2 separate regions of the Homo sapiens genome follow, and region 2 is linked to region 1. Evidence: read pairs that join two places in POLR2A ChIA-PET (ENCODE). Cell type or tissue: MCF 10A. All regions are shown on one strand.

Region 1 (8,000 bases):
TTTCCTTTCATCGCCTAAGTCTACCAACTCTCAAACCCTAGAAACAATAATAGATCCCCCATTTTACTGATGACAAAACTGAGGATTGAAAGTCCACATCATTGGTCTCCTTCCTGACCTGCCTCCCCTAACATATCTATCTTTTTCTCCCCTGACTGTGGTGGTAACTTCTTCAGTGGCATCTTTTGCCCCTCCCTTGCTGCATTGATCTCATTGGCACAGGATGCAGGACCATGCTTCCTGGATGGCTGTCTTATCATTCATGGCCCTCTCCTCCTCAAAGACTTTCAATAGCTCCCCGCTACTTACAGAATCAAATCCCCAACTCCCTAGTCTGCTCTTCAGTTTCTCCATGATTTGGCCACACCTATATTTTGACCTATTTTTATTACATTTACCTAAGCTCCAGTCACAGTAGTACCCAAGGAAAGAGCCTGAGTAAGTCCTAAGCCCACCCTCTTCATGATGATGATTCCTTCATGTGGAACCCCTTGCCACATGCCACTGTGCTTGAAACTGTGCTCAAATGCCACCCATCATGAAAAGTTCTCATTCACTCTCAGTCTAAATCTCTCCTCCTATGCCACCCTCATCCTCCGAGAGTCCACTTTGTATTCTAATCACGGTTTGAAAATGGCATGTTCCATTCTCTTAAGGAGTTTGTCACACTTGGGGCTGACTTTTGCTTTCTTATACCCTCTTCCCTCCCACCACCACAGTAGGTGCTAATAAATGCTTGTTGAATTGAATTAAATTGAGAGGTCATCTGGGGAATAAAAGTTAGAAATTTATCATAACTTGGACTCTGAGACGATGGAGAAGTTGAAGGACCAGTGACCTCTCTCTCTTCAGAACTCAATTATCTGCATAAGAACAAACGTCTCAGATATCTAGCTATTAATTTGCTCACAATCATCTCAGTCTCCAAAGTTCACAAATGTCCCTTTCAATTTCTCAGCCACATCATTCACAGGAAATGAGATTCTCTTTTCATTCACTGAATCAGGGTGGCCCTTGTACCAATCTCCCTTCCACCACGGTACCCCCCAAAGCTCCTATGTGTTCTTATTCTTTTCCAGTTTGCCACAATTAACCACCCGAGCATCAAAATGCCCAATACCACTACTTTCTTGGGGCCTGTTCAGGGACCAACACTTCCTGCTTAGCATCATAAATCAATAGCTGGAGACCACAGGTTTTATTGGCATCCCAAGTCAAAGAAATCTATTCTAATTAATCCTCCACACAAAAATGATAGCCTTCAGCCATCTTACAGGCAGGAGCCAACAAACCTAGAGTGAAAGAAAAGATGCAGGCCCAGCTTCTCATGAAATCAATACGACCTCACTCTGAGCTCTGTTCTGGGTCACATAGAAGAGGCAGCATGTGTGGCTGAGATCACTGCAGAAGTCCCTGCCATTAATCTGACAGCTAGGATGAGCAGAGCCCAGGAGCCCTGTTGCACCACAGACCGAGAGGACTAAGAGCCAGCCCCTTTAGAGGCCTTTAACCCTTTGATACACATTTATTCACTATTAACAGAGATTTATTAAGGCTGGTGTAAAAGTAATTGCAGTTTTTGCTATTAAAAGTAATGGGAAAAAAACACAATTACTTTTGCATCAACCTAATACATAAATCATGTGTTTCCGTGTGCTTAGCATGCACACATCAAGCAGGAAATGGAGAAATCTGGGACTGAATGAGACAATAGGAGAGAAGACACATTATTATCAATGCTGTTCTGCTACAGGGTAGTTGGACCGTCCAATGTTCAGTGATCAGCACATTGTGCAGCTTCAGGGATGGCTCAGCCCATCCCTGATGAGGGAGTGGAGTGGGACTCCTAGCAGGGCCTTCATCATTATGGCTGATGAAGAATTAGGAGGCTGGCAATGCCCACAGTCAGTGGGGAAGTGATGCTGTTGTCTCAGGTGGCTCATTACATAGAAAGAGGTTGTGAAGCATGTGTTTGGAGCCTCACATACCTGGTTTTAAGTCACTCCTTTCTACCTAGATGACTGTAAGCAAGTTACTCAACTTCTGAGTTTGTTTCCTCTTCTGGATGATTGGGGAAACAGTGGCAGTACTTAGTTAGCCAGCTTGTGAAACTGTATTCCAGGTGGAACAGTGAGTAAAATACTGTGATGTGTTTTTCCCCTTCAATCCCCTAAGTCCAAGGTCTAGGTCAAAACATTTGAAGCCTCCTGAAAATGAGAAGTATAACAACAAACTCAGAAAAAAATGACACTAAAATTTCCTCACTTTTAGCTTTGTTTCAAGAACAATACAGGAAAGACTAGGAAGAATGCAAATCAACACACACACCCCTCCACCCTACCACGAAGTTACAATGTTCTCCCAGCTCGGTGGGGAGAAAACTGTTGAAAGAAAAGGAAAGACTTCAGACACTTATAACGGGCCCTATGCCCCTTTCCTTACCACCCTTCTCGTCTCCCAATTTCTCTGGAGTTCTGGGAGGACAGAAAACCCCTCATATCAACCTCTATGCCATTCTGAGGGCAGCAGAAATGAGAAAGCCACATGCAGTGAAAGACAGGACCAAGTGACAGCCCAGCATGGTCCCACCAGCCAAGCACCACGGGTACTGACGACAAAGCCCAGGTCGTGGCAAATATGCCTGTCTGAGGATGCCGCCATCTTGCCACATCAACTCCAGGGGAAAGGAAGGAAAGAGGGAAATCCTGAATTTGTCTGAGTTTAAGCCTGTAAGTCCCAAATAACTGAAATGACTGAGTTCCTCTGGCAGTAATGAGAATCCATGTTATGCCTTCTGATGGAATAGACTTCAAGAAGGAAAGTAGATTCAGTTTTAGGAAAATAAAGTTATGTTCTTGTAACCTGAGTTCATGGCATATATGCCTATACATTTATATATACACATATATTTAAAATAATGGTAAAATAAAATAATAAATGTAATGAATTTATTGACATGCATTGAACGTTTCCTGTGTGCCAGGCACTGTTCCCACTGCTTTATATAGGTAACATCATTTGTTTCTCACAGTTGAAGACCTGTGAGTTTGTATGATTATCCTCCTCTGGAGAATAAATGAGCTGAAGCACAGAGAGGTTCGATCACCTGCCCAGGGCTGTATCATAGAAGTGGAGAGTTCAGAATATAAACTCAGCCCATCTGGTTGCAGAGCCCATGCCTTTCATCACTCTGGCTATCTCGCTTCTACATGTAGCCTTCAACCTATTATAGCATGTTGACTTGTAATTTATTGAGTGCTGAGTGTGAGCTGGACACTATACTAAAAGCATTACTCTTATGACATTTTTACTCTTTATAATAACCCCAGGAGAAAAGTTTTATTATCTTTTTTAAAATTTATCTAGTCATCCAGAAACATATTACCTTAAAAAAAAAAAAAAAAAAAAAAAGATAAGGAAGCTCACACTCTGAAACCAAATGTATCTGGCTCCAAAAAGTGAAATGTGCTCTCAACCCCTTCCTACACACTTCAATATAAACACATGTAGATGTAGAGGGCTGAGCTCACCATCAGGTTTACAGTAAGGGTGCCACATATGGAGCTGCCTATATGAGAGTCATGATGATACAAATATGACATGAGTTCTTGGAAATTCCACATCCAATGGCAAGGCCAGAGGGAAGGAATAGATAAGAATTAGGGTCAAGTCCCACAGAGAAGAGGCCTGGTAAGAATTAGCTGGGTATCCAGTCATGCATAGAGAGTTCCAAGACAGGCTCAGGCCCTGGCAGGCAGTCAGAGTGCTTTGCAGATGCAGTAAATCCTGGGTGAGGAGGAAACATCAACATTCAGAGCTCACCTGAAGGTCTATAGCCAACAGGACTTGACTCAAGGAACCGTGGCATGGTGGACTTGAGGTTTCTGGCTACAGCCCAATCCAGACAACTCAGGGCAGTGGCACTACTGATGCTGAAAGCACGGGACATCAGTGGGACTCATTTCACAGATAAGAAAATTGAGGTTCAGAGAATGTAAATAATTAACATGGTCATGCAACTGGTAAATGGCAGACATACAGACACAAACTTGGCTCTCTCTGACTCCAAACTCTATGCTTTTTCTTACCCCTGCATTTTTCCAAAGCAGAGTAAATGCTGTTTATGGCATGACTCAAAGAAAGGGGAGTAAAGGTACACTCTGCCATTCTCTTGTCACTCAAAAGGCCCATCTCTGTGATCAGCAAATATTTTAAGTAGTCTGGGCTCGCCTACCTCCAGATCATGCTGAAGTCAGATCTCAGATCTCCCTCCCCCTCCCCAACAAGGGATTAGCTAAAGAAATAAAGTCCCATTTCACAAGCTGCTAAACCCTGTTTGATCAGTCCTGCCAGGGATTTCCTGGGTTTAATCACCTGCTAGCTCTGCATGGTGGGAAAGTTGTTGGGCTATGACTTTGTTTTGCCTGTCCTTCTCCCTGATGTGATTCCACTCCTGCGTATACTCCCCAAGGTTTGCACAAGAATGCTCACTGCTGCAGGGCTCACGGTAGAAAAAAAGAAAAAGAAAAACCCATCAATCAGAGATAGATGAATAAAACACTATATGGCGGATAAAATGAATATATACTAGATCTACACATACCAGTGTGAATAAATCTCAAAAATAATGTTCAATGCAAAAGGGAGACTGCAAAAGGATATGTATAGTAGGGCAGTATTTCTATAAAGTTTACAAATATGCAAAGCAATACTATGCATTGAATAGAGACTTGAACATGCAAAAAATTCATAAAGTCGTACATGAAAATGATAACCTACATTTAGGATGGTGATGAACTCCAAGGAAGAAAAGGAGGGAATGAAATTGAGAAGAGGTCCCCAGAGTGATTTGAATCTATTTGTAATCCATTACTGTTTATTTAAAAAGCATTAAACAAATATAGCAAAATGTTAAATCTGTTAAAGGTCAATTGGGGGTACATATGTACTCATGTTATTATTCTTTATGTTTGAAATATATTATTATAAAAAAAATTTTTAAAAAAAGAATGGGGTTGGCCGGGCGCAGTGGCTCATGCCTGTAATCCCAACACTTTGGGAGGCTGAGGTGGGCAGATCACGAGGTCAGGAGATCGAGACCATCCTGGCTAACATGGTGAAACCCCGTCTCCACTAAAAATACAAAAAAATTAGCCAGGCATGGTGGTGGGTGCCTGTAGTCCCAGCTACTCGGGAGGCTGAGGCAGGAGAATGGTGTGAACCTGGGAGGCAGAGCTTGCAGTGAGCCGAGATCACGCCACTGGACTCCAACCTGGGCGACAGAGAGAGACTCCATCTCAAAAAAGAAAAAAAAAAAAAGAATGGGATTAAATCTTCAGTGTTTATAATAAGGATCGTGGACTCTAGTTTGAAAGTAATGAAGGTTTTTTGTGCAAGGAGAGATGTGATCAAACAGCCCTGCATAGACAGGGAGATGCTAACATGGAATTATGAAGGCCTGGTCAGTGCCATAGCATAGTGTAAACAAAAAAAAAAAGGGCAGACTGCAAATCCCCCTGTAGTGCCTGATGGTGAAAGTATGACCGAGATCAGCCCTTCCCATCTCCCATCCCCACCTCTGAGAAATCTATCCTCCTCTTTGCACCATTCCAATGGCATCCTTCCACCCAGGGCTGTAAACTTCCCATGGCAGCAAGCTGGGCCAATCCTGACATTTCACCACCAAGCTCTATACTGATTGGTCCAAGAATGGGCAATAGCCCAAAGCTCAGCCAACCAGAGACAATCCTTTTCCTGGGCTGCCTTCTTTGAATGAGAACCAAAAGAAGATGATCCTTTCCTCTGGTGGTGGAACTTAAAAATGGGTGCAACGCTCTATGTGGCCCTGTTTCCCACCCAAAAGAAAAGCTAGTCAGGGGTGGTAGAGAATAAAGCCTCCCCACAGAGGGTAGCTGTGCTAAGAGATTCCTGGACCATGATGAGTTCCAGTTCTGGGTGCCCCCTACAACACTCTTGTCTTGTGTGAGTATAAGCTGCAGAGCCTGTGCCCAGCAGTGCTACCATGGCATCCATTCTGGACCAGTTCTGCTGTGTGACTTTGGCCACTGATCCACAGCCTCCTGGTTCTCTGGTGCTCCAGGACACTCTGAGCTACCCAACTCCATCTAATTAAATCCTTTGCCACTTTACTGCTTAAATTAACAAGCACTGGTTTCTGTTGTTTACAACTAAGAATGCTGATGCTAAGAGGTAATACCACCACTGTTCTCCCAGGAGACCCCAGAAAGAAGATATCTCAAAACAATGCTAAGCCAATCAGGGCTGAGAATAATCAGGATCTCACTGTTTCCAAGGAGGACTCTTGTTCCCTGAGACCAAGCCACCTTTTCCAAGAAATACCTTCACAAGGTCATCCCTCTACAGAACATGGAACATCTCACCACCATTTCTGCAGGCAGCTCTTTCATATTTACAAAGCCTGTTTATGTCTGCTGTGTCATTTTATCCTCAGAGCAACTCTGGGCAATGAGCAGGGCAGGCCTGAGACTGTAAGTCTCATTTAATTGAAGAGGAAGCCAAATTTTGGAGAAATGACGTCTCTGAGTCGCGCGGAAACTTGACAGCTGTGCCTGGAACAGAATCCAGGCCTCCTGATGCCATCCCAATATGCTTAAAAGGAAATAAGAATTAATAGCTAAGAAAATCAACATTACTAATACTTTCAGGGCACTTATTATATGCCAGACATTGCTCTAAGTGTTTTACATGCATTAACTCATTTAGTTCTTCTCACAGCCCTATGAGGTGGGTGCTACTGTGGCTTTCATTTTACAGATAAGGGAACTAAGGTACAGAGAGTTTAAGGTACTTACCTGAGGTCACACAGCAGGTAAGTGGCAGAGCTATGGCTCAAACCAGAATTCATACTCTCAATCACTACACTAAATAGGGCAGGAGAAGCAGTCTTTCTGGGGTCCAGGTTCCTTGGCCCTCACCCTCCTTGGAATGAGAGGAAGTTCTAGAAGTTTGGGCTGTGAGTACACCCTGATCCCACACAGCTTAGGCTGATCTAAATGCAGGTGCTTCACGCTAAAAGCCTGGAAGGGAAGTGTGCTAACAGAGCAGGTGCTGAATTGCAGAAAAGTTAAATATGGAATGGGAACATCGAAGGCTGCAATAAGAGCAAGGAGGGTAAAAACCAATTTCAAAACAGAGCCCTAGGCAATGATTTGGAGAGAAAAACTAATATATGTGATATCACATAATAACTGTACAATGCCTTCCATTTACCTCACCCTTTCCTTTGGAGGAAGCCTAAGAAGTTCACAATTGCTATTACAATTCTTCCTTCTTGAAGTTCGTGACCTGCTGAGGATGGCTGTGGCCTTTGTCCTTATATGCAGGGAAAAAAGAAAGCACCAAAAGGTCAATGCAGAAATCACGGAGTGGCAAAGTATCTATCAAAGCCAACTGTCTGGGCTCGAAAGCTGATAGACAGAAGCTAGTACAGTGAAAATCAATTCAGCAAAGGATTGTTCATATAAAACTGTCAGACAAATACCCAAATTCACTCTAGGAGAACTGCCCACTGCCATTTTACCTCCAGGATAGAGGCAGGAGAAGGAGATAGAGGGGAACAAGCAGGATGAAGACAAGGGGCAGAAGATAAACAGCAAGAATGGGCCATATGTGACAAAATTAAGAGACAACAAAGTTCTGGTCAGACAAAGCTCATTCATTCACAGATAAAGCCATGAGCAAGCCAAGATAACATATCCTCAGGGAATTAATGACTCGCTCATCTGGCAAATCCATCATTCGGCATACTGGCTGTCATCCAACTTGGCTGGAGGCCCCACCGGGGTCCCCTCTACAGTATAGAGAAAAGCAGAGGAACTGTCACTAACCCTCCCTCCTTTCTTTCTCCACCAGCTTTGCCTTGGACAACAAATAGTCCGTGCCTTCTTCCCACCAAACCAGCTCTCTGGAAATGATCTGTTCATTGTTATTACCCAGCCCTAGTATTATTTATTTTTCTC
Region 2 (8,000 bases), 190 kb after region 1:
GGACTCCAGTCAAATCATATCACTGATGCCAAATAATGCTGCACAGCTAAATTAAGCTTCCTCTGGAATTTCGGGTATATATCATCCATTTAACAAATATTTACTGAGCTCTGACTATGTGCCAGGCTCTGTACTTCATGAAAACCATGTTTATTAAGAGGCTGAAAAGACGTTTGTGAAAATCATGTTTTCAGGGTTTTGTCTATATAACACCTTGATGGCCCCAATTCTGAGAAAAAGGAAGGTTACAGAGCTGAAAGTTTGGCTTGAAACAGAAAAGACCAGGACTGTCATGACTTCAGCCTTCACACATGCACCTGGAGTAAGGAGAAGGAAGATGAGAAAAAGAAAACGTCAATATAATGTAAGCAAATACAGTGTGGAATGCCAGAATTGGACAGATCAAGTCACAAGCCACAAAATTGATTAAGCCTCAGTTTTCTCACCTGTAAAATGGAGACAGGCATCCCTACCTCTCAGGCTATTTGGGGGATAAAATGAGATAAAATATGTAATGTGCAATTCAGAGTCCACATTAGGAACAGCAGGTGCTCAATTAATGTCATTTCTTGCCACCAAACAAGAAAAACAAAAAAGCTTTTTAAAAATAAAGCAGGATGCTGTAAGAGGTAAAGACCCCCTCATCGGGCAAATAGATTTGATCATCTACAGGAAATCCCACCCTGTAGACCAAGCTCCGGGATTTAGGATGTTGTAGCAGGGCCAGGACTAGAGTGAAGCAGGTGAGGCACAAAATTTAATGAGGTGCTCACTCTCTGGTCCCTGCAAGTGCAGGGTTGGCATTTATGCAACCCTGGGATTGAGTGCCTCCTTAAATTTTACTAGGTACCTCATTCTTCTTTCTCTAGGTGGCCCTACTTTGTGGGGATACATACGATAAGGCAGGAGAGTTAGTGGATGGAAGGCTATCCAGAGGAAAACATGGAAACTGATGCTACAGAGTATATGGGATCCCTAGAGGACCAGACTTCCTTAGGGTCAGAGGCAGAACCAGATGAGATTTTAAGGTTTAGTCCAGCTCCAAGAATCCAGGATTTTACCTTGCTACAAGAAGAAAATCATGTTCAAATACATGTGCTTCTTATTCAGATAAGCGTTCCCTATAGGAAGCAGTCATAACTGTGGGAGGTAGGACAGGAAGGGGGAGGGGTGTCTTGTTCCATAAGACCCTGAGGTGAATTGGGCTCAGGGCATGCCAACTGTGACATTCTGTTCCCAGGGGTGCTTAGCAGATCATGAAGTGACAGTGACAGTAATAAAATGTCAAGCACTCCCTGGCCAGCCTAAGCCCCTTACTGCAATCAAATAAAATCAGAATTGCACAGCTGGCTGCGGGAAGCCAGATGCTGACCTGATGATCCAACTCAGACAAAGCTGAGGGTGACCAGCAGGGCCCAGGCTGCACAACAATCCCCAAGTCCCTTGGGGTCAGAGCCGGGGATGGGAAACTGGCTCAGCCTAGAAAGCCAAGAGTGCCAGCCCAGCTCAGCCCCACCTCTTCCCAGAAGCCCAGGACACCCACCACTCCTCACCATCCACCATTTCTTTTTCATTTAGAAAAAGACCAGCCCACAGGCAATGGGGCAGGAGAAAGCTTTCTCCCCTGAATACACAATTTGAAAATGGCAAATATTGGGTCTTTCTAAAAGCACACAGAGGCTACAATTAATAAAACTCAGACAATTTCTGATTAATCCCCGCCTTCCCCTCAAATACTGCCTTCCACCACTGAGCCACCATAGCAGTCCAATTTTGCCACCTAAGCAGAGTGGCAGCCTCTTATAATTTCTTAAGTACCTAAACTATTCTATCTACTGGACAGTAAATAATTAGAGGGCAAAGGCCAGTCAAATCGAATTTTTAATTACTACTACATGCCAGGCACTGAACAAGACAGAGCCTACCCACAAGTATTTCATCCTCATTTCTCATCATTTCCCATTCTCTTCTCTCCCTCCCTCCTTCATACACACACTAAACTCTTCTTTTGGTTCTCCAAGTTGTCTATCACTTCTAAACTACACATGCTGTTCCTTCTACCTCAAACACTCTTCCTCCTATATTTTTCCAGGCCAACTCCATATCTAACCTTCAAGTTTTATTTAAAAAGTCATTTTCTCCACAAAGCCTCTTGGAGACTTCTCATCCTCTCACCAAGTGTAGTTGGGTACCTGTCCACTGTACTCGCTGAATTCCTCAATTATAGTGCTGACTGTGCCTCAAACTCCTTCGTTTTTACAGTGTCCTCTTCCTCTTTCACCTCCCACCTCCCTGTCTTCAATCTGCACCTCCAAGTTCCTCCTCCAGCTGTATAGGTCCTTCCTTTGGTTACTCTCAGCCTCTTAGTCCCTCTTCTGCCCCCTCCTTGTCTTTCCTCCCCCTTTTCCATCCTGACCTCCTGGACTTCTCTGCTCATGGTAAACTGGAGAGGGAATTGACTGGAGGGATCCCCTCTGCTGACCCAGAGTGGTTCTTGGGGGTGTGGTGCCATGCAAAATGTAGTTGAAATTGTTTCTCCCCAGTCTTACTGCAACCCTAGCTCATCTGTAATTCAGATTGACAGCTTTATATTGATTCCCTATTTCAATTGATGTTGCAACTGGAGAATGAGAATCTGAACATTGATCTGGCCTTTCTCCCAAGTAAACCTTGAGAAACAGGTTGGCCCCTTGGAGAAAAAAATCTTGAGACTAGGTGAGGAAGAACCAAGACACAAAATCCCATTCCTCCAAAAAAGTCCAGACAAATCTGGATCCCGAGACCAGTGTATGAAAAAAAAAAAAGAAGGAATATTATAGACTCATAAAATGATGGCTGAGGGCTGGAAGGGCTCTTAGAGATCATCTTAATTTCATTGTGTAACTGGGGAAACTGAAAGCCAACAAGGGAAGTGACTCACTGAAGGTCACACAGCCCCTACTTCATTATATCACCCTGCCTCCAACCCCTCTGTTGAACTCTACTCCTGGAGCTTTGCATGGTCTCTGTCATTAGAAGTAACATCTGAGGTCCTTTAAGTACCAAAATCTCTTAGTGTGACAAATCCCCTGACCAAAAGGTGGTGGACAGTCTAGTGCATGCTCTAATCCCCACATACATCCATAAACATCCATCTATTTGTATACATAACATACATAATACATCATACCTAGAAACCTACTCACATCACACAAACTCACCTACATCCATAGACACTCACAAAGAAACTAAAATATATTTGTTCCTCATCCTGTCCACCAAAACTAGCTCTTCAGGATGTAAGGATCTTCAGATTATTATGCAAGAGTGTCTAAATAGTCCTAGAATACCCTATGAATCTTCAAAGCAATGCCAGATTGCTTTCAGTATTTTTCATTTCTGTGTATAATAGTCTAATACTTTGTATAGTCAGTGCATCTATTGCAATAAGCCTTCTCAGTAAGGAATAGAAAACTTGGTCTCAGAAGACCTCACTCTCTTTCTGAAAATTACCATTAATCAAATCTGCCTAAACTGAGTCTGATTCACCCATTGTATTTTAGTAATCTCTGAAAAAAAAAAACTGCATCATTTCCAAATACTGTTATAAGGTTCAGAAAATTTTAACAATTGAGTGTTTCATTTCTCAGATTCATTCCCAGCTCCTCTGTCCAGCAGCTCATGGTCTATAAGCAAATGCTTAAGTTAACCGGGAATTGTGGTACTAAAAGAGCTCCCCGATGCATATCTACTCTACACAGATGCACAGCACATCAGATTCACCAGGGTGGAGAGGGGGAGTTTTGAATAATCCTGTGCAAATTGTACTGTCTAAATATAGACAGAAATGTACAAGGATTATCAAGTGGAGGGAGGCATAGCTACTTTGGCATTAATATGGAGCCTTTGTATTTGGAAAAGAGTTGGGAACTTTTGGCCTAGAGCACAGTGAGGGAGGGGGAGGATTTTAAGTGACTGACATAATAACAATAAATCATTATTGAACCAATTCTCTTCCAATCTTTCTTATTAACTCCAGGAGTCTCGTTAGGTGTTAATATGCCTCTAACGCCTGTCCAACACTTGCTGCACTTCCTTTGTAACTTAGAGCAGGCCTTGGGCTCAGAACATTGGCAAGCAGCAGATCACTAGAATTGTAAACTCTTCTCTTTTTGTCTTGTTGTCATTGTATTTGCTATTATGGTTCTCTTCCATTATGGCAAGTAATATTAGTTTTCTATTTGTGAGTAGTGAAATATAGTTTCCTTTTAAATAAGTTTAAGTTTAAAAGAAGTGAGACAATTTAATGAAAATAATTAAGTGACTAATAGAGGTGGTGAACAAACGGCAAAAATTGTGAAAGTGATATCAGGAAACAGCTGGTAAATAACATATGGGAGAGGCTGGACTAGAGATTTTCAAAATATGCATAGTGAATCACTTGACAAAACAGAGGATTACCGGGTAGTTCACAACTATTTCTTCTTCATTTTTAAGTGTGGTAAATTCAGAGCAGTGTATATACAGATTGCTAGAATTCAGACATGTTTTGACTTGCTTGGATAGAAGAGGGTAGAACAAGCTTCAGAAATAAATCATAATAATAGCATAACTATCATGATTTTATACTCTTCACAATTCACAAAGACTTTCCCTTACGTTGTAGCATTTGGATGAGTCAACACTTGAAAATGTAAGTTCTAATTCCTTCTCTCTTTAAAGTGCTGTGTGACTTGGAGCCAGTTACTTGACCCCCTGGGGTCTTCATTCCCTCCACTTCGGCTCAGTGCCAAGGTTTTAAGTGAGCCAGTGGCTGGGTGACCAGACTGCAAATACCTTACTGCAGACATGCAAGTTAGAATAACCAGAAGACTCTTCAGCTTTGGGGAGGGTTCTGGTATTAAATGGCATGTTATGCTAATACCAAATGGTATGGGATGATGTGGGGAGAATTCATTCTCCCACTGTACTGCCCAATAGGATTCAGGCTTATGAGAGAGGCCTAAGGGCGAAGAGATCGCTTGTGCTCCAGCAACTGCTGGGAGGGAGTACTATGTTCCCAAATCTTATTATCAGAGAGGAGGGGCTGGAGAGAGTACGGGAGCTTATGAAAGCTTCGTAACTGCCACTCCTAGAGAGGTTCTAGAAGTGAACTATAACAGCAGAAAAGTCATAAATCACTAGTTGCGTGCCTGTGGTCCCCTCTGCCCACACCAGAGCCACACAGCAGCCATGAGTCCAGTGCTGAATGGACAGTGGCCCCAACTGTGGGCCATGGGAAGCACCTGGGAGGGTTTTCCAGCCATGTGGGCTCCATGGTGCAGCTGAAAGCATTGTGAGACAAGGAGCAGCCCCAGACCCACTCTGAACTGCTTCAAACACACACACACACACACACACACACACACACACAGACACACACACACCATGCTGCAAGAGAAAAACAATGTATTGAGTGCTTGCTATGTTCTAAGAACAGTCCTAGGTATTTTTAACTATGCTACCTCAGTTATTCCTTACCTCATTTGACAGGTAAGAAAACTAAAGCTCAGACAAGTTAAGTAACTTTCCCAAGGTGACACAGCTAATAAATGACTAAGACAGGATGAATTCCAAATCATCTGTTCTTTTCACTCTTTTGCACTATTCTATATTATATTTCACAGTACATTTCAAAAACAAACACATGCAATATACACATCACAGACATACATCTACAGAAGCATTTTACACATCCACACCCTATACCCCATGTATATATACAGCTCACATACACACACATCTCACATATACACACACAAAATGCCCATATTAAATGCCACACTTGAAATACATACACATGAACACAGAAATTCACATTTTGTACATACAAACCTATGTGACCCAATTCACTATGCATCTGCAAACACCTCCATGCACACTCTAATCCCCATATATATCCATACACATCCATCCATCTGTATACATAACACATCTATACAATCATACCTAGAAACCCACCCACATCACACAAACTCACCTACATCATAGACACACACAAAGAAACTAAAGTGCATTTGTTCCTCACCCTGTCCATCAAAATTAGTTCCCCAGGATATGAGTAAGGATCTTCAGATTATTAAGCAACAGTGTCTAAATAGTCCTAGAATACCCTCCGAATCTTCAAAGCAATACCAGATGGCTTTCAGTATTTTCCATTACTGTGTATAATTGTCTAATTATTTTTAAATTGTTAATCCATGTATAAATATTTATGAACACTTTTTACTAGCCAGGATATTTGATTAATTAAAGTAGCACATTATTCATTCATTCATTCACTGTGCAATTACTGAGCACCAATTATGTATGAGACACCATGGTAGACACAGTGGGGAATGAAAGAACAAACAAACAAATAATAAATAAAACCACCATGATTCCTGCTCTTAAAACACAAACACAGATAACTACATCAGCACCTGGTGAGTGAGTTTATGGGGGGTAGTGGGGTGGAGGAGCAAGAAGACAAGATGGCTCTGAGGCGTCTAATCCTAGAGAGTGGAAGTATATTGACGTCATCTGGGGAAACTGATCTGGAGGAGCAAGTCTAGGAAGGAAGCTGTAGTGTTCAGTTTGGGAGATGAATTTGAGACACTGGCAGAACATTGAGATAAATGCATCCCACAAATGTTTGCAAATGAGGAAGGGGGTTTTAAGGAAGAGGCCAGGGTGGTGACAGATTTGAGAGTCATCCATTATTAACTGATTGCTTAAATAGTTACAACTGATGAGACCAGAAAAGAAGCTGAGAGGAAGAACAAGACAGGTTGGGTACAAATCCTTGGGGAACATTATGCGCTGCATGACTAGGTGACAGAAGGTTCCACCTTACACACACACACACACGCACACACACATACATTCATATCTCTATGCATTTCCTCCAACATCCCAGCCCCACAAGCACATGTCAGTGCTGCTTATGGCTCCTAACTATCTCCTGGATATAATTTCAGTACTAGGAAAGCTCAGTTGCCCAAAGCAACCCAAAATTAGTGTTCTTCAACCTTTGAGCCTCTAACATTGACTCTTATTGAAATCTATATGCTTTAAGAGTTTGGTGTGGCAATTCCTCAAAGATCTAGAACCAGAAATACCATTTGACCCAGCAATCCCATTACTGAATATATACCCAAAGGATTATAAATCATTCTACTATAAAGATACATGCACATGTATGTTTATTGCAGCACTGTTTACAATAGCAAAGACTTGGAACCAACACAAATGTCCATCAATGATAGACTGGATAAAGAAAATGTGGCACATATACACCATGGAATACTATGCAGCCATAAAAAAGAATGAGTTCATGTCCTTTGCAGGGACATGGATGAAGCTGGAAGCCATCATTCTCAGCAAAGTAACACAGGAACAGAAAACCAAACACTGCATGTTCTCACTCATAAGTGGGAGTTGAACAATAAGAACATGTGGACACAGGGAGGGGAACATCACACAACAGGGCCTGTCGGGTAGTGGGGGGCAAGGCGAGGGAGAGCATTAGGACAAATATCTAATGCAAGAGGGGCTTAAAACCTAGATGACAAGTTGATAGGTGCAGCAAACCACCATGGCACATGTATACCTATGTAACAAACCTGCACATTCTGCACATGTATCCCAGAACTAAAATGAAAGAAAGAAAGAAAGAAAGAAAGAAAGAAAGAAAGAAAGAAAGAAAGAAAGAAAGAAAGAAAGAAAGAAAGAAAGTTGGGCAGAGGGAGGGTCATGTTCTTAATACATGAGTAATTCATACTGTGGTGTGAATGGGGCCTTAAAGCCACTTTGTTGAATGGGTGTGGGGTGGGAGAGGGGTGACAGAAACAGTGTAATGCATCCCTGTTTGACTTCTAATCACCTAACTCTCGATACAGTGAAATAAGCCACTACTGATTTACTCTGGGTCCTATGTCAGTCCCTTCTGCTAACTGGGCCTCAATTTCCCAAGTGAGATTTTGTGAAGTATATGTTTCTTG

What was found. ChIA-PET counts read pairs that join two places held together with the same protein. Peaks named below come from ENCODE experiments on the same cell type or tissue, not always from the same donor. Only the 100,000 strongest peaks of a DNase experiment are listed, where the experiment ranks them.
Region 2: POLR2A ChIA-PET joins it to region 1 with 5 read pairs; 3 of 35 experiments call an interaction of 5 or more read pairs at or near these places.

What each region holds. Positions count from the first base shown.
Region 1 is chr5:152,083,211-152,091,210 of GRCh38, reverse strand. The region is part of intron 1 of LINC01933 (long intergenic non-protein coding RNA 1933); the gene reads right to left. Among named protein-coding and RNA genes, the nearest start is that of LINC01933, 130 kb to the right of the region's middle. In MCF 10A, no CTCF peak of the experiment used is centred here; no DNase peak of the experiment used is centred here.
Region 2 is chr5:151,893,018-151,901,017 of GRCh38, reverse strand. The region is part of intron 1 of GLRA1 (glycine receptor alpha 1); the gene reads left to right. Among named protein-coding and RNA genes, the nearest start is that of GLRA1, 28 kb to the left of the region's middle. In MCF 10A, no CTCF peak of the experiment used is centred here; a DNase peak (open chromatin) is centred at 4,647.